3 separate regions of the Mus musculus genome follow, and regions 2 and 3 are each linked to region 1. The links are chromatin loops, found by intact Hi-C in ENCODE. Cell type or tissue: heart. All regions are shown on one strand.

Region 1 (5,000 bases):
GCCCACCTATAGGGACGCGACACTAGGAAAAACGCACCGTGATCCTATGCCTGTGGGTTGTAGAGCAAGGGTTGAAGCCAATTCATCGATTCTTCTTGCCGCTCCATGTATGTGTCAGCCTTTCTCACAATTCCAGAGCCTAAAATGACGTCAGACACCTTTGTCAGCATGCGTGTCAGAGGTTGCAGACGCCTGCTCATATCCTGCAAACAGCTAACAAGCTTTCTGCTGACCCCTCATCCGTGACCCTTTTCTACACGTAGGGCTGAGGTGCTGGGTCAGGGATGAAAGGGCGACCACCTCCAACCTGACCCATAGGAGCGATCTGGGCGGCCACGCTTAGATGCTACTGAAAGATTACAGAAGGGTGTAGAAGGCAAACAAGGTTAGAAATGTCAAACATTCAGCCTGGGGGGAACATGCAGCCTGGAGAAAGAGGAACCGCGGCCTGGGGGGAACATGCAGCCTGGAGAAAGAGGAAACGCAGCCACTAAACAGCAGTAAAACAGGCAGAAAGGGAAGCAGAGGACATCGTGCAGATAGGATGAATTCGGATCCTTTCAGACAAAATGTGTCAGAACATTTCTATCTTTCTTTTTTAATGCTGACTAATTTGAATTGGCAATGCCTTCTTTCAGTGGGGTTAGATTCCTCTCTCCTATCCTAAATTCCGGACACCAATTTCCTCTCCGCCAACATCCTAAAGAGTATCAATTTCTTGGCCATCTTGCTTGAATATTTCATAGAGAAACAAATACATTCTTTAATTTTGTTACCTAATTTTTAAAATTACCCTGTTTTTTTTTAAATAAAATATCTTGGTAATCTTTTGACGTGTATTCATAAAGAGTATTGCCATTTTATGGCGACAGCATATTTCATTGTATAGGATGCCCATAATTTACTTAACTACTTCCCTGTTGACAAATATTTGCATTGTTTCAAATCTTCTGCTCTTACTGTAACACTGTGAGCATTTCAATCACTCTAGATAAATAAGTCTATAGAATAAATTCTGACAATGGCGTTCATGAGGTGAAGTATTCAAGATATACACAATTTTAAAGGCTGATTCCAAATAACTGTTCGTGAAGTTATACAAGTTTATTACCCCACTGGTAATGTCTGAGAACACCAATCTCCTCATATCTGTTCACATTTGACTTCCTTCTCACCATGCAACAGTGGTGCCCGACTTCAGGGTCCCAACTCTTTGGGAGTCAAATGACCCTTTCACAGGGTTCACCCTAGACACCAGAATATTTACACTATGAGATCTATACCACAATTCATAAAAGTGGCAAAATTACAATTATGAAACAGCAACAGAAATAATTTTATGGCTGGGGTCACTACAACCTGAGGAACCGTATTAAAGGGTCACAGCATCAGGAAGGTTGAGAACTGCTACCCTGCAACAGTAAAAATGACTATCTGGAGCAATTTGATTCCTAACTACAGCCGTATAAAGCTAGCTATCTCTTAATGTGTTTAACAAGGACATCCTCTTTTCTGTGGATTTTATTTTATTTTACACATTTTTCGCATTGGACTTGTGGCCTTTTTCCTATTAACTTATGAGAAAGTTCTATACATAAAGAAGATGAGACCTTGTTCACTAAACTGCAAATGTTTTCCGACTTCATATTTAATTTATGACTTTGTAATGGTACTTTAAAAAAAGGTGTTCTCTCTCTCTCTCTCTCTCTCTCTCTCTCTCTCTCTCTGTGTGTGTGTGTGTGTGTGTGTGTGTGTGTGTGTGTGTGTGTGTGTGTGTGTGTGTTGGTATGTTTATGTGGATGCCTGCAAGTGTCCACAGAAGCCAGAAGAGGTTGTCAGATCCCCTGCAATTGAAGTACAGGAGGTTGTAAGCCCACTGATGTGGATGCTGGACCTCTGCAAGAGCAGGCAAATACTGAACTGCTGAGCCATCTCTCCAGCCCCTATGTAGCTTCCTGCATTGCAGGAAACCGTATCCTCTGCTCACTTTCTGAAGCATCACACTGAATTGAGGTGAAAGAAGCTGAACCTTATTAGAAATGAGGAATGGGGCACAGCCAAGGAGGAACCACACCCTTCATGGTTTCTTCTTTCATTCGACACCATCACTACGTTCTGGTACTAATGCTGCCACAGAGCTCAGCCCGCTGACTAGACAAAAATCATCTCTCATGACATCAGCCACCACAGTCCAAAGGAAGACAGACTTCCTGGCTGAATCAGAGAGAAATTGATGCTCTGAGGTCTCCAAAGAATGCAGTGACCACAACAGATTTCCTTATTCTGAAGCTACCTCCTCAGACCATCCAATTATAAGAGTCCAAAGAATCAGCCTGCAGATGACTTGGTAACTGAATGAGCAAAGAAAAGAAAGAAGGGGGGAAATGACTAATGGAAATCACACTGCAAGCAAGGGGTGTGCCACACAGGACCCAAATTGCCGGCAGCAGATAAGCAAGTAACCTTGGAACCTTTCTCGAATGAGGGAGGAGGGAGCCCTTTTCAGAGGATCACATATCAAACGCAATACAGAGGCAGTGGTGGGAGGGATGATACTTCTGTTGTTATTGTTGTTGTTGTTGTTGTTAACATTTGTTTATTATTACATGTAAGTACACTGTAGCTGTCTTCAGACGCACCAGAAGAGGGCGTCAGATCTCATTACGGATGGTTGTGAGCCACCACGTGGTTGCTGGGATTTGAACTCAGGACCTTTGGAAGAGTAGTTAGTGCTCTTAACTGCTGAGCCATCTCTCCAGCCCCACGATACTTCTTTTAAGGGTTTAGGAAGAAAACTAAGCAGTTCTATAACAATACCAAGAAAATGGGCCAAGACTGTTTGCAAAAAGAATGTTTCCTGCATTTCTCAGCCCGATCTGTGGCGGTTTCGGAAAGCCACCAGCATTCTGTCTCATCTGAACCAATTCTGCTCCTGCCTTGTAGGATCCTGGGAGCCTTACCCTTGTTCACCACCTAGTCCAGTCCTCTACAGTCTATCGGCTCTCTGTGTGCTTCCTTTTTCTCCGACTGGCCTCTCTATATATAACTTTTGCGCTGGACCCTGGCAGCGCAGTCCCAAAACCTGGCAGAGCAATCTTCCCCATGCCTTGGCTTCCTGACCCACGTTCGGGCGCCTGTTCCTCCTGGAACACTGCCCTGAACTTCAGCCTCCTTGGCAAGGGCACCAGCAGCCCTGCCAGCATCCTGTTCCTCTCGGAGACAGGACAGAGTTCTTTTCCAACCCGGATGGTACTCCAGGCTCCTCTATGGTCACTCTTCTCTTCCTGAGCACCAACTGAATATTTCCATTTGCCATTGTTCCATCCGGTCCTAGTATAGATCTCCCTCCCTCTCCTACGTGGGAACTCACAGATACCTGTGTCAGCAAAATCAAGTCCCGATTCATCACACACCAACTCCACCCACTTTCAACCGTAAGTGTGTTTATTAAAAACAAGAAAATCGGAGGTCCAAAAACTCCAGGTTTGATTAATCCTGCAGCCCGCGGTTGTCATGAAGGATCTGAGACTTCTCTCTTGGCTCTGCTAAATGTGCTGCCTACTTTTCAGAGAGCTGCATAGCAGCGGACCTGATTGGGTTGGGAAAGTCTCCCCGGCACCCTAGGAACAATCGATTCATCCACTAGGAGATACTGGCCAGCCAGCTGCTGAGCTACTCATGGTGTGAGGGAATTTTGACTAGCATCCTGGCAGTATAATATCTAGAGACAGAAAGACATTTCTTGGAACGTCTGTTTTGGAGAGAGAGAGAGAGAGAGAGAGAGAGAGAGAGAGAGAGAGAGAGAGAGAGAGAGAGAGAGAGAGAGAGATTGAGATTTTTCTAGAAGCATCACAGCCCACCACATCCCCCTGCCATCTTGTCCTGGTTGTGTCCCGGTGTTAATGTTCTAGCCAAGACTGCCAAATGGATAGAATGACAGGTCCCCTGAAGAACATGAACAACTGCTGCCTCACTGTTTGTTGTGTGTTCTTTTAGGTGGGAGATAGCTGTACTGGCTGGTTTTGTGTGTCAGCTTGACACAAGCTGGCATTATCACAGAGAAAAGAGGAAATGCCTTCATGAGATCCAGCTGTAAGGCATTTTCTCAGTTGGTGATCAAGGGGGGGGGGGGGAGCGTCCATTGTGGGTGGTGCCATCCCCAGGATGATAGTCTTGGGTTCTATAAGAAAGCAAGCTGAGCAAGCCAGAGGAAGCAAGCCAGTAAGTAACATCCCTCCATGGTCTCTGCATCAGTTCCTGCTTTCTGACCTGCTTGAGTTCCAGTCCTGACTTCCTTTGGTGATGAACAGCAGTATGGAAGTGTAAGCCAAATAAACCCTTTCCTCCCCAACTTGCTTCTTGGTTGTGATGTTTGTGCAGGAACAGAAACCCTGACTAAGACACTAGTCTTTCTGCTTGGACCTCTCTGGAGGATTCAGTGTGTTTCTGAACTGAGTAGGCTATGCCACTGAGCTCATTTGTAACGTGACTGTGACTGTACCTAAAGAATAAAAGACAAGAGAAACAGCGTTAGAGGTAGAGAGCAAGGAAGGGGGAAAATGGCATAATATGGTATCCAAGTATGAAAATTAGCCCCAAAAATGTAAATTTAAAAATATTCCAAAGAAGTAATCTCTATGAAATGCATACAGATTTTTTTCTCACCATTCATCAAATGATAAATCATAATGGATCAAATGTTATCTAGGAAGAGAACTGCTCTTTTCTTTATATGGAAGCCTGGACTTCCATAAACAATGAAGCAGTTGGATCAGAATTAGTATTCTCCAGCCAGGCTTAACCTGCTCCTCTCTCCAGCAAGGATGCAGCCTGTGAGCTAAAATGCATCTCGGGTTTTTCCGGAGGCACTGCTCTGCACTCTGAACTGAGGTTGCAAAGTTATCAGGATATGGTGACTTGTCCGTCCCTGTGCGGCTGTCTACACCAGCTTGCTTGTAAGAAGGAACCTGAAGACAGCTCTGATCATGTCAACATGGCAT
Region 2 (5,000 bases), 53 kb before region 1:
CTCTTCCTCCTGCTCTTTCTTATCTTCCTCCTCTTCCTTCTCCTTCTTTTCTCCTCCTCCCCCTCCCTCTTCCCCTCCCCCTCCTCCTCCTCCTCTTCTTCTTCCTCCTCCTCCTCCTCCTCCCAGGTTGATTGGGCTTCCTATGCCCTTTCCCTGGGGTGCCCTCCCCCAGATAGTCATGTGATTCTAGCCCTCTCTCCCTTCCAGGTCTCAGCTCAAGTGCTTCCTTCCAAGGAGGCTCTTCCTAACCCTGTGGTGCGCCCTTCCTGCCCTGCCAGCCACCTGTACTGTGTGTTACATTGTTTACTGCCCTCCTCTTTCCATGGAAATGGCCTTTATATGAGGGCAGGGATTGTGGTTCCTTCACTCCAGCACCTCAAGTGGTTCCCCGGGGGAAAGGGGGAACACAGAAGAAGGAGGAAAAGGGATGAGTAAATCTATCTGGTATCTGTGGCTCAAAGCAATTTCTTTCATTTCTTTCTTTCTTTCTTTCTTTCTTTCTTTCTTTCTTTCTTTCTTTCTTTCTTTCTTTCTTTCTTTCTTTTTTCTTGTTAGTTTGTTGGGGTTTTTGCTGCTGTTGTTGGTTTTTTGGTTTGCTTTGGTTTTGATCTTTATTTCAGACAGATGAAGCAAAGCTACCTGCTAAGAGAAAAACATTAAAATAAGCTGCAGAATTTCAATATTATTAACTCATTTTCTTAAAATATGTTGGGGCAGGGAGATGGCTTGGCAGGTATTGCCACCAAACCTGGTGACCGGAGTTAGATAGCTGGAGCACCGTGTATGGTAGGAGAGAAGTGACTCCTACAAGTTGTCTTCTGATCACCACACAGGGTCTGTGACACCCACTCTCTTTCTCACAAACACAATAATTAATGGAAAAAATAATCAAAGCAAAAGTATACTTTGATTAATGAATACCATCTATGCTCTAACATCGTAAATGCTATAATTACCTACATCACACATATAATAACTTATAATGTACATACATTATAATTATAAATATTTTAAGTTGCATTATAAAGTCTCTAGAAAATAGACACCAAGTTATTGGAGGGTGGTAGTGACCTGACAGGACGGGAGGAAGCTAACTTTTACTTCCCGTGACTCAGCGTTTTCAGTCCGCTAAATGGGACACATTTATAACAACAGTACATTGCTTTATGATTTAAAAAGCACCAGGCCTGGTGGTGTTATGCCTTTAATCCCAGCAGAGCAGGAAGAGGCAGAATTCAAGGCCAGCCTCATCTGCGTAGTGAGTTCCAGGACAGTCAGTGCTAGGGCACAAGACCTTATCAGAAAAACAAAATGAACGAACAAACGAAAAACTGGACAACAGCGTGTTCTCTACTGAACTTTTTCCATTTTCGTTTCACTCCTCACAGAATGCTTTCCTTTGGATTTGGAACCTGGGTCGTCTGAGGGTCTTTTCTTCTCGAGAATCATTCTTGGTTCTCACAGAACCCGTCTCAGACGTGTGTGCTGTTTAGACAACTCTTGAATTGCATTTTTAAGGTTTTTGTCGTTGTTGTTGTTGTTCCAACTGATGGTTATGAAATAAGTTGTGAAATAAGAAATAGCTCATAAAAGACGGTCACAGTCCCCATTTGGGGGGCATCTATCTGTATGTCCCACACATTCTTAAGATTCCTATCTCCTGGGCATCTGTGATTTCCACATCGCAGCCTAACAGCATGATGCAATTGTCCCTTGTCACCAACAGAGATGCTGTGTCCTCCCACAATTTCACAACAGTCTTTCCCCTTCTGCTGGGCTCACGCCCAGCAAGGCTGTATGAAGGAATCTCAGGAGCTGAAATGACTCCGCCCTGTGAGGAAAGGACGCAGGATGCAGGGCCTGCCGCCCCTGTGCCCTGGCCCGTGTTTGTTGTTCTATTGGGCAATGTGGACAGCGGTTCACAAGGCAACACAGCCTCCACCCCTAGCAAGTGAGCAGAGCGCCTGGCTGGCGGAGGAGAGATGCTCCGCTTCTCTGTGACCACGCCCTTTCTTAGGCTGGGCGGCGCAGGAAGCCGACCGAGAGGGAGGAAGCTTTGAGCTGTGGGAACCTCAGCGTGTGGGCTGACAAAGATCTGCTCCACCCCTCACCCTGGAGACTGGCTCAGACCATGCCTTTCTCCCTCCTCAGCAACCCCCCTGCTTACACAGACGACTGACATGGTTCCATAATGTAATCAAGTCATGCAAGTGGAAATAAAGTAGAAACGAGACGGCATATCCTCCCCCCAACCCCCGCACAATTTTGAATGGTGATAGTGACAACCAGATAAAACCAGATACATGGTTTCAACTGATTGCTGGCGGGGGGGGGGGGGGGGGGTGGTGCGGGGTGCGGGGGGGGGGGTACCATCCTGCCAGAAACTTCTCCTTCTGAGGCAATTTAAAAGCATGTATCAAAAGCCTTAAAGGTTGTCTTGTCTACACTTGGGGAATTTAGCCTGAAGAAACACCAGGTGTGTCTATAGAATGTTGTTCTCATGGTCATTTATAAAGATAGAATACTTGTGGTGGCACACGCCTTTAATACCAGCACTCGGGAGGTAGAGGCAGGTAGATTTCTGAGTTCAAGGCTAGCCTGGTCTACAAAGTGAGTTCCAGGACGGCCAGGGCTATACAGAGAAACCCTGTCTCGAAAACACTGAGAGAGAGAGAGAGAGAGAGAGAGAGAGAGAATGAATACTTGGTTGTCATTCAGAATAGTATCTCAGAAGGACATTTTTTTCAAAAGAGCCAGACTTGGGCTACTGCATGAGCCCAAGACTAGCTGAACAGCAGAGACACTGCCTCAGAATAAAAATTTAGGAGATAGCTCAATAATAGATCACTCGTCTACCATGTGCAAGGCTCTAGCTTTGATTCTCAGTACCCACCCCCAAAAACAGTATTCCTGGTAAGGCCCGTTGCATCATCTGTAATATTAATATATATATTTATGTGAGGATATATCTATATATCCTCACATAAAATATGTATGTGTGCATACATAAAATATACTATGTGTATATGTGTACAAAGATAGGGGGAAGCACTTCCTTTCTCATGGGAGGGGGACACTCTTCTCTTGTCTGCTACTTCGAGCACTGTCCTTGGGTCTCAGCCTGGCTCCTGGCTACTCTTGGTTCCCAGGCTGTAACTTCCTCTCCTCAAATAGTCTCTGTCCTTGAGGCATCTCCTCGTCCACCCTTAACTCACTACATTTACCTCATCTCCTGTGTGGCTTTACTGTGCTGATGGTCCTTTGATAAAATATCTGTCTCCATTCTCCTCCCCCAGGCCTTTAGTGTATATCCAAGTATCTCCTAGAAATGCTCACCCCGGTATGATACCTTTACTTAGCCTCTCATAACAGAATCTAACTTCCTCTACCTCCCCTGCCCCAACACGCACAAACACCACACCCCTGCTTCTTCCTCATCACACCCAACCTCAGTAAAGGGGCTACCATTTCACCAGGCAGAGGGCCAGAAGACAGGACAGCCATCTCTTCATGTCTTCCTTCCCTCATAGTTTACAGTCAGTCCATTAACAAGTCCTGTGGTCTCCACCTTCAAAATAGCCACAGAATTTGCCTTTAGGTCAGCCTCCCCTCACTTGACTTCTTCATGAGCTTCCAGAATGATCCCCCTGAATCCACAGTGTCTGTCCATAACCCATTCCACACAGCAGCTAGTAACCATTTTAAAATATAAGTAGATGAATAAATCAGATCAAAGGCTTGAAACCTCCAGCCACCATGTTAATTTATGTAGGCATTATGAGATGTGGAGTGCTCTTGTTTTATTCCAGATACTTCTGTGTGATTTGCCAAACGTTTAACAACGAACACCCCTCATTTCTGCCAGTAAAAAGGAAGGAAGGAAAGAAGGAAAGAAGGGAGAGAGAGGGAGAGATGTTTTAAAAGAATCAAGGTATACTTTTTAGCCTTGAACATAAGAACTTTTTCTTCCATGAGTCAGCACCAGTCAAGTAGCATCCAACAAGCTAATTTTGGACATCTAAACCCCCAAAAGTCATTACAGGGAACAATGAGGTAATGCCCCAAACCAAGGAAGCAAATACATAGAACTTTAAAGCCACTTCTGCCTCATCCCCAACCACTGAGTTGGAACACAGTCTCAGAACCTTCTTGACAGAGGCAAGGCCAACATCATTCAATTAGAATTAATACTTCAAAGAAAACGTATTTGTCCTCTACAGCAAATATGCCATGAAAAGGCTGCAAAGGTAAATGACTCTATTCTCTTTTCAATACGCATGATGGGTATTTTTATCCCCCTATAAATGGAGCAAAGATTGAAGTTACACACTACAGTGCAGATGGAAGTAGTGGGGCTCAGGGTTGTCCCAGAACTTGGGCCACAGGTACTAAGGAATTTGTTACTGTTGACAACTTTGAAAATAGATAATAGGGGAAATGAAATAAAGTCCCCACGTTTCATAACAAAAGCTATTGTGGTCTTTAGGGGAAGGGTTTCCGGTGGCCAAGCAGATTTGCTGGTTGCCATAACAACTGTGAACATCTTCTCATTCTGAAATAGCTTTCATCAGGGACTTTCAAGACTGAAGAACAGATCGCTCGGCTGGCTTTAGCATCTCCCACTTTCCTGTTGCTTCATCTGCAGTTGCACATAGGTTCAGTGTCCAGCAAACAGAAACTATTCACCTAACTGCCATAAAGAGGGTGTGTGTCCCCACTGCTACTCCCTCTTCCTGAAGTAAGCCGCCTTTCCACAGGTCACTCAGAGGTTCTGATACTGACTTAGTCAGGGATTCTATTAGTCTGGGAATGTCCCCATATTCTCAGACGAATCAGTGTGCCACTTTACACATTAAGCCGGAAGATGGTCCTTTCTGTAACATGCATCCTCTCGCCACTGACATCACTACCCCAGTCTTAAGACCACCAAGCCTTGGACTCAGAGTTCTGTTCTACTCTGCTTTAAGAATGCACAGCCATGCCTCCCTGTGGGCAGGTGA
Region 3 (5,000 bases), 260 kb after region 1:
TTACAATCCTAGAGTCAGACAACACTCCATCCTGTAGAAGAAAAGTGTTCCAGTGAGATGAGCAGAAGAGCTTTGCTCTAGGGACAGAGAAGGGCCAGGATCGCAGGAAAAGGGAGCTGCAGGCTCTCCTGTCAGGGCTCCACCACAGCTGTTTATGCTGAGATGCAGCAGCTCTACTACCAAATCGCCTCCGAGGTCACGAACAGAGACAAACAAAGCTTGGGGAAAGAAAGAACAGCAGAGGCTAAGGCAAGGGGGCAGTGCATCCAAGGCCAGCCTGAGCTAGATAGCAGAATGTGTCCAAGGACAAGCCAACAATAAAGGCATTTGGGAGTCACAAAGTGAGGAAGTGAGCCTCTGCATAAGGCAGGGCCAGCAAGGCAAAACAACTGAAGATGAAGTACTTAGCACTGGGTTACTTTTCTTGTAAAATTAAGCAGAGACAATTTGACTATGCCAATCAAAAATGGTCCTTGTGGAAAATCTGGTTATCTCTCTTTAATTGTCTGGAGATCAGATAATTTAGCCTTGTAAGGTAGAACGTTCGTGGGTGACTTTTATGTATATATATATATATATATATATATATATATATATATATATATATGGTTATATATATAGTGTATATGAGTACACTGTAGCTGTCTTCAAACACACCAGAAGAGGGCATCGGATTTCATTACCGGTGGTTGTGAGCCACCATGTGGTTGCTGGGAATTGACCTCTCAGGACCTCTGGAAAAACAGTCAGTGCTCTTAACCACTGAGCCGTCTCTCCAGCCCTCATGAGTGATTCTATCTTGGTGAATCTAATTTGCTGTGGCCAAATGCAGGGGGTTCATCCACACCAAAGGATTTTTATTTAGTAATTGAAACAGGAAATATCATATCTCAGGGTTATTTAATAGATGTGATGCACACACAGATATGTGTGCATGCATGTGTGGGTGTATGTGTGCACATATTCGGTGTGATATGTGTATGTGTATGACATGGTGTGCGTGTGTGTGGGGTATGTGGTGTGGCATATGTGTTGTACGTGTGCAGGCATCCATGTGTGCATGTGTGTATTTGTATGTACACTTGTGTGTTTGTGTGTAATTGTAGCATACATGGAGGTAGGGCTGAGTTTTGAGACTAGAAGACAATTTTTTTTGTGGTTGGTTTTCTCCTTCCACATTTACCAGGGGTCCAGGGACAGAAGCTAGATCATCAGGTTTGCAGGGCAAGCTGCTCCCTGGCTGGCCCTTCTAACACTATGGTTGTAATCTGGTTACTTAATAAACAGTGTCTGCTTTCAAAGTGAGGAGCAAAAAAGTAACAACTGAATTCTTCAGGCAGCTGGATGCACTGCCTTTTACTCAGACAGCTCTGGATTAGAAGGGATACTATAGTACTACTTTTTTCTTTTCTTTTGAGACTGGGTATCAAAACAAAGAAACAAACAAAACAACAACAAACTCGTACTGGCCTCTAACTTAGTAGGGCCTGAGCATGGCCCTGATTCCTGTCTGTACCTTACTCTGTGCATGGGACGGGCACAGTAAAGAAACTGCCACCGTGACTGCTCCGTTAGGGATAAGGTTTTTAATGTGGGTAAGAGAGAGAAAAGATCCAGAGGCACCTGGAAGTGCCCAGAGCGGAGAGAAAAAGAAACAGGCTGGACATGGCCAGGGCCGGGGAAGCTAGAGAATGGGAGAGAATAGTTACATCAGCAAGAGATGGGAGTCAGGACAGAACACACCCAGACACCAAATGCTCAGCACAAAGGAAATGTATTACCCAAGACGGACAAGCAGAAGGTGTTGCCTCCGTCTGGATCGGCCAAAGAAGGCAGCAGGTGTCTCTGCAGGAGAAAGGGGGAAGGCTGTGCTAGGATGAGTTGGTAAGTCCTAAGTGGACATGTTAGCCAGCTAGTGAATTTTGATAGTTGGACCTCGGAGTTTTAGTCAGGCATAAGGATGTGGCCAAATAAGGGAAGAGACCTTGGTGGCTAGGTTTAGGAATGTAATCTAACGGTTTAGCAAGGGAGAGGGGAAGGGAGAGGGCCACACCTGCTGGTGATGTGTCTGCAATGTCTGCGCCTGTTGGAGCTCTTCAAGATAGTTTTGTGTGCAAGATGAGAGAGCAGAGACTAGAAATTAGTGCAGAGTCGGGATTGTGGGGACAAGTAGCTAAGAAGACCGAAGGAAAACGCATTACAGGAGTTCCTGAGGAATGCTGGCGTTTATCTAACCGCCAGAAATCAGAAATGGTTCAGCCAGAGCTCATTTCTAGATATTTGGAGGGCCTGAGACCTAACATTTTTGAGGTACTGGAACAGGTAAGTATTCCCACGCCCAAAACTTTTAAAATTTATGATAATAACAGCAACAATAATAATTGCTATTATTACTATCGTCAGGCTTTCTTAGTGCAGGCTTGCTTCAAAATCGTGGTTCTTCCTCCTGCCTCAGCCTCCCATGTGGCTTTCTTATGCTTTGCTTTTTTTATTGGATTTCTTAAAAAACGGCTGATTCCGTAAAAGAGAAATAAATAACGAGAGAAAACAACCTCAAAACCCGTCCAGTGAGGTTACACCACAGTTCAAAGAGGTGAGCGCCCCGAGACAGGCCAGATCCCGTAAAGTGGCGCTGAACCGCAAACAAGAACGCTGAATGCAGACTCTTCAACAGATTCCTAAAGTCCAGGTTATAGACTTCCGGCTTCCCAGAACAACGCCCCACCCAGACCACGCCCACAAGCCAGGCTCAGGCGACATACCCAAGCTCCGCCCCTTTCCCCGCCCCCTTCCTGCCTGGCCGGCACCACCCAGCCACGCAGTCACTCCCTGGCACACTTCCGCGCCTGCGCCCACTGAGCCTGCGGCTGGAGACGAAAGTCGCGCATGCGCCGAGCGGGAACATTGTTTCTCTGGGACTGGCTTAGCCAGGCCGCGCTTCCGGGTCGAAGGGTGTGCTTCCGGAGAGCGGGAAGGCTGAAACGCGGCGGCCAGGCTGCAGTCAAAGAGTTGCAAGGTTCTAGGCGGAGACCGCTGAAGCCATGGACAGGTCAGTCCTGGTAGGGACGCCTCGGCCGAGACTGGGGCTCTCGCCTGTTAGCGACGTAACCGCCTCCGCGGCCAGGGATTTGGCCCTCGGTGGAGGAATGGACGCTTGGCGCGATTGGAGCGGGGATGTGAGAATGCGGATCCCCGGGGTTCCACGCCGCGCCTCCCGGGTCTTCTCGGCGCTCGCTCCGAAGTGTGCGGGGGTCTGTGATGGTCCCGCATTCGAAATGCGAAATGAAGCAGTTCGAGCTCAGGGCCATCAGCCGCACTGACAGTTCAGCCCAGACGTCCTCAGCGTGGTTTTATTGCGGTTATTAAGTCATGTCAGCTGTACGTTATTGGGTAACGGTGGTCAGCTTAGACTTTAAAGTGCCGGCCCTAGGGAGTTGAATTTCTCCCTCCCTCTCAAATGATTTATGCTCGCCTGACACGAAGATGGGTTGTTTAAGGCCCTTGGCATCGGGGAGTAGATTGTGTAGTGAAGACAGTCGAGCAGTGTAATACGATGTATTTATACTGTACTGCGGGGAAAATAAATGAAGGAGATGTTTTATCTCCCTGTCACAGGAGTTTCAGGCAAACCTATAAAAGTAACTTGCTAGCTGGTCTTTTGAGTAATAATAGCACATTATTGATACTGAAAACATTGTGCTAGGGGTTATCTTATGTGTGTTCCTTAAGCTTTAAGTGGCACATTTAGTTTTAGAGCAATCCCGTGAGGATCTTATCTATATAGAACAGTGAGCCTGTAAGAGATTTAAGGAATGGCATAGTTAAATAGAACCCTGTTATGGGGCTGGGGATATAGCTCAGTGGTAGAGTGCTTGCGTAGTAACCCTTAGGTTCTGGGGGGGGAAAGAGAAACATTACCAGCAGGGACCTTTGAATCTCCATAAAGCTGTTTGATGAATAACTTAAGTAGATAGATGAACATCCAGTGACAGGGGAACACATATAGACCTCTGTAAAAGAAACATACTCAGATATAAAGTCATGAAAAATGTTCACGCTTGTGTGGCTGAATGCTCCCAGCAATGCGGATGGACTTGATGGGCAGAACTAAATTAGGATGGTGGTGTAAATACTGTGCTGGTGAGTGTTAGCTTGAGTCTGCAGAGAAGAGGAAGCTGGCTGGAGATTTTAAGTGGAAGAAAGGTGTACTAGAAGGATAATTAAAATCAACCCCCATGGTTTAGTTTATAAGCTGTCAGATGACAGTGCTGGAGGCCCATAGCACTGTGCTAAGACAGGAGACATCCTTAGTCTACATGGAGGGAAATCACTTGAAGGGCCATTTCTCCTCTTCACTAGAATTGCTTCACTTTTTCTTTCATCCCGCCAAGCCATATCGTACTCACAGTCTGAAGTATAGTCCTGGCTGCATAGCAGTGTTTGGTCAGCATGCAGGCCAAAAATATAACAGTGGTCCCATATGATGATATTGCCTAGTGACATGATGACTGGCTTAGCTTGTATAGATATATTCTGTGAAGTTTTCATGAGGATTAAAAAAAAGAAGAATTCTCAGAGCCTGTTCCTTCTTTGTTTGGGTTTGTTTTTGAAGCTGCTTTCACCCTGTCTCAGATTGGCCTGGCACTTCCTATGTAGTACAATTTGGATTAGAGGTGTGAGCCTGGGCTAAAACCAAGCCCTTCAACAAGCAGCTAACTCATCACCGTATTTTAGAGAGTGCAGAGTCCTTCCTTGTAGAGAATTCTGTAGTCAAGCAGCTCTTTGGTCTGATGGAGGAAAAGATTTACCTTTATGAAGCCATACTGTAGTATAAATTTCGGGTTCTAAGATAACTCCGCGGAGAACATACTATTGTGATACTAGGCAGTCAAAGACAGGGCTGGTAGCCGAGCACTGGGTGGGATTTGGGGGAGTAAGCAGGACTCAGAGACAAGAGGTTATTCTTGCCAACAAGATCCAAGACTTGGCTATTGGGGTGA

The links. Hi-C counts contacts between places; a loop is a spot of excess contacts. Peaks named below come from ENCODE experiments on the same cell type or tissue, not always from the same donor. Only the 100,000 strongest peaks of a DNase experiment are listed, where the experiment ranks them.
Region 2: a loop joins it to region 1, with 4 times the contacts of the local background. A loop is called at or near these places in 8 of 42 quality-filtered maps.
Region 3: it touches region 1 in a loop (4-fold over the local background); 3 of 42 quality-filtered maps call a loop at or near these places.

The regions. Positions count from the first base shown.
Region 1 is chr10:118,047,664-118,052,663 of GRCm38, reverse strand. Gm32663 (a long non-coding RNA gene) reads right to left here. Exons shown (of 6, transcript XR_003948955.1): 2 at 38-139. Among named protein-coding and RNA genes, the nearest start is that of Gm32663, 37 kb to the right of the region's middle. In heart, a CTCF peak has its summit at 2,646 (motif pointing right); DNase peaks (open chromatin) are centred at 383 and 3,143.
Region 2 is chr10:118,100,340-118,105,339 of GRCm38, reverse strand. No RefSeq gene overlaps it. Among named protein-coding and RNA genes, the nearest start is that of Mdm1, 39 kb to the left of the region's middle. In heart, no CTCF peak of the experiment used is centred here; a DNase peak (open chromatin) is centred at 1,899; H3K4me3 peaks cover 875 bases; H3K27ac peaks cover 739 bases; H3K27me3 peaks cover 335 bases.
Region 3 is chr10:117,790,653-117,795,652 of GRCm38, reverse strand. Nup107 (nucleoporin 107) reads left to right here and starts at 2,948. Exons shown (of 28, transcript NM_134010.2): 1 at 2,948-3,049. The coding sequence starts at 3,042. In heart, no CTCF peak of the experiment used is centred here; a DNase peak (open chromatin) is centred at 2,822; H3K4me3 peaks cover 2,468 bases; H3K27ac peaks cover 2,640 bases.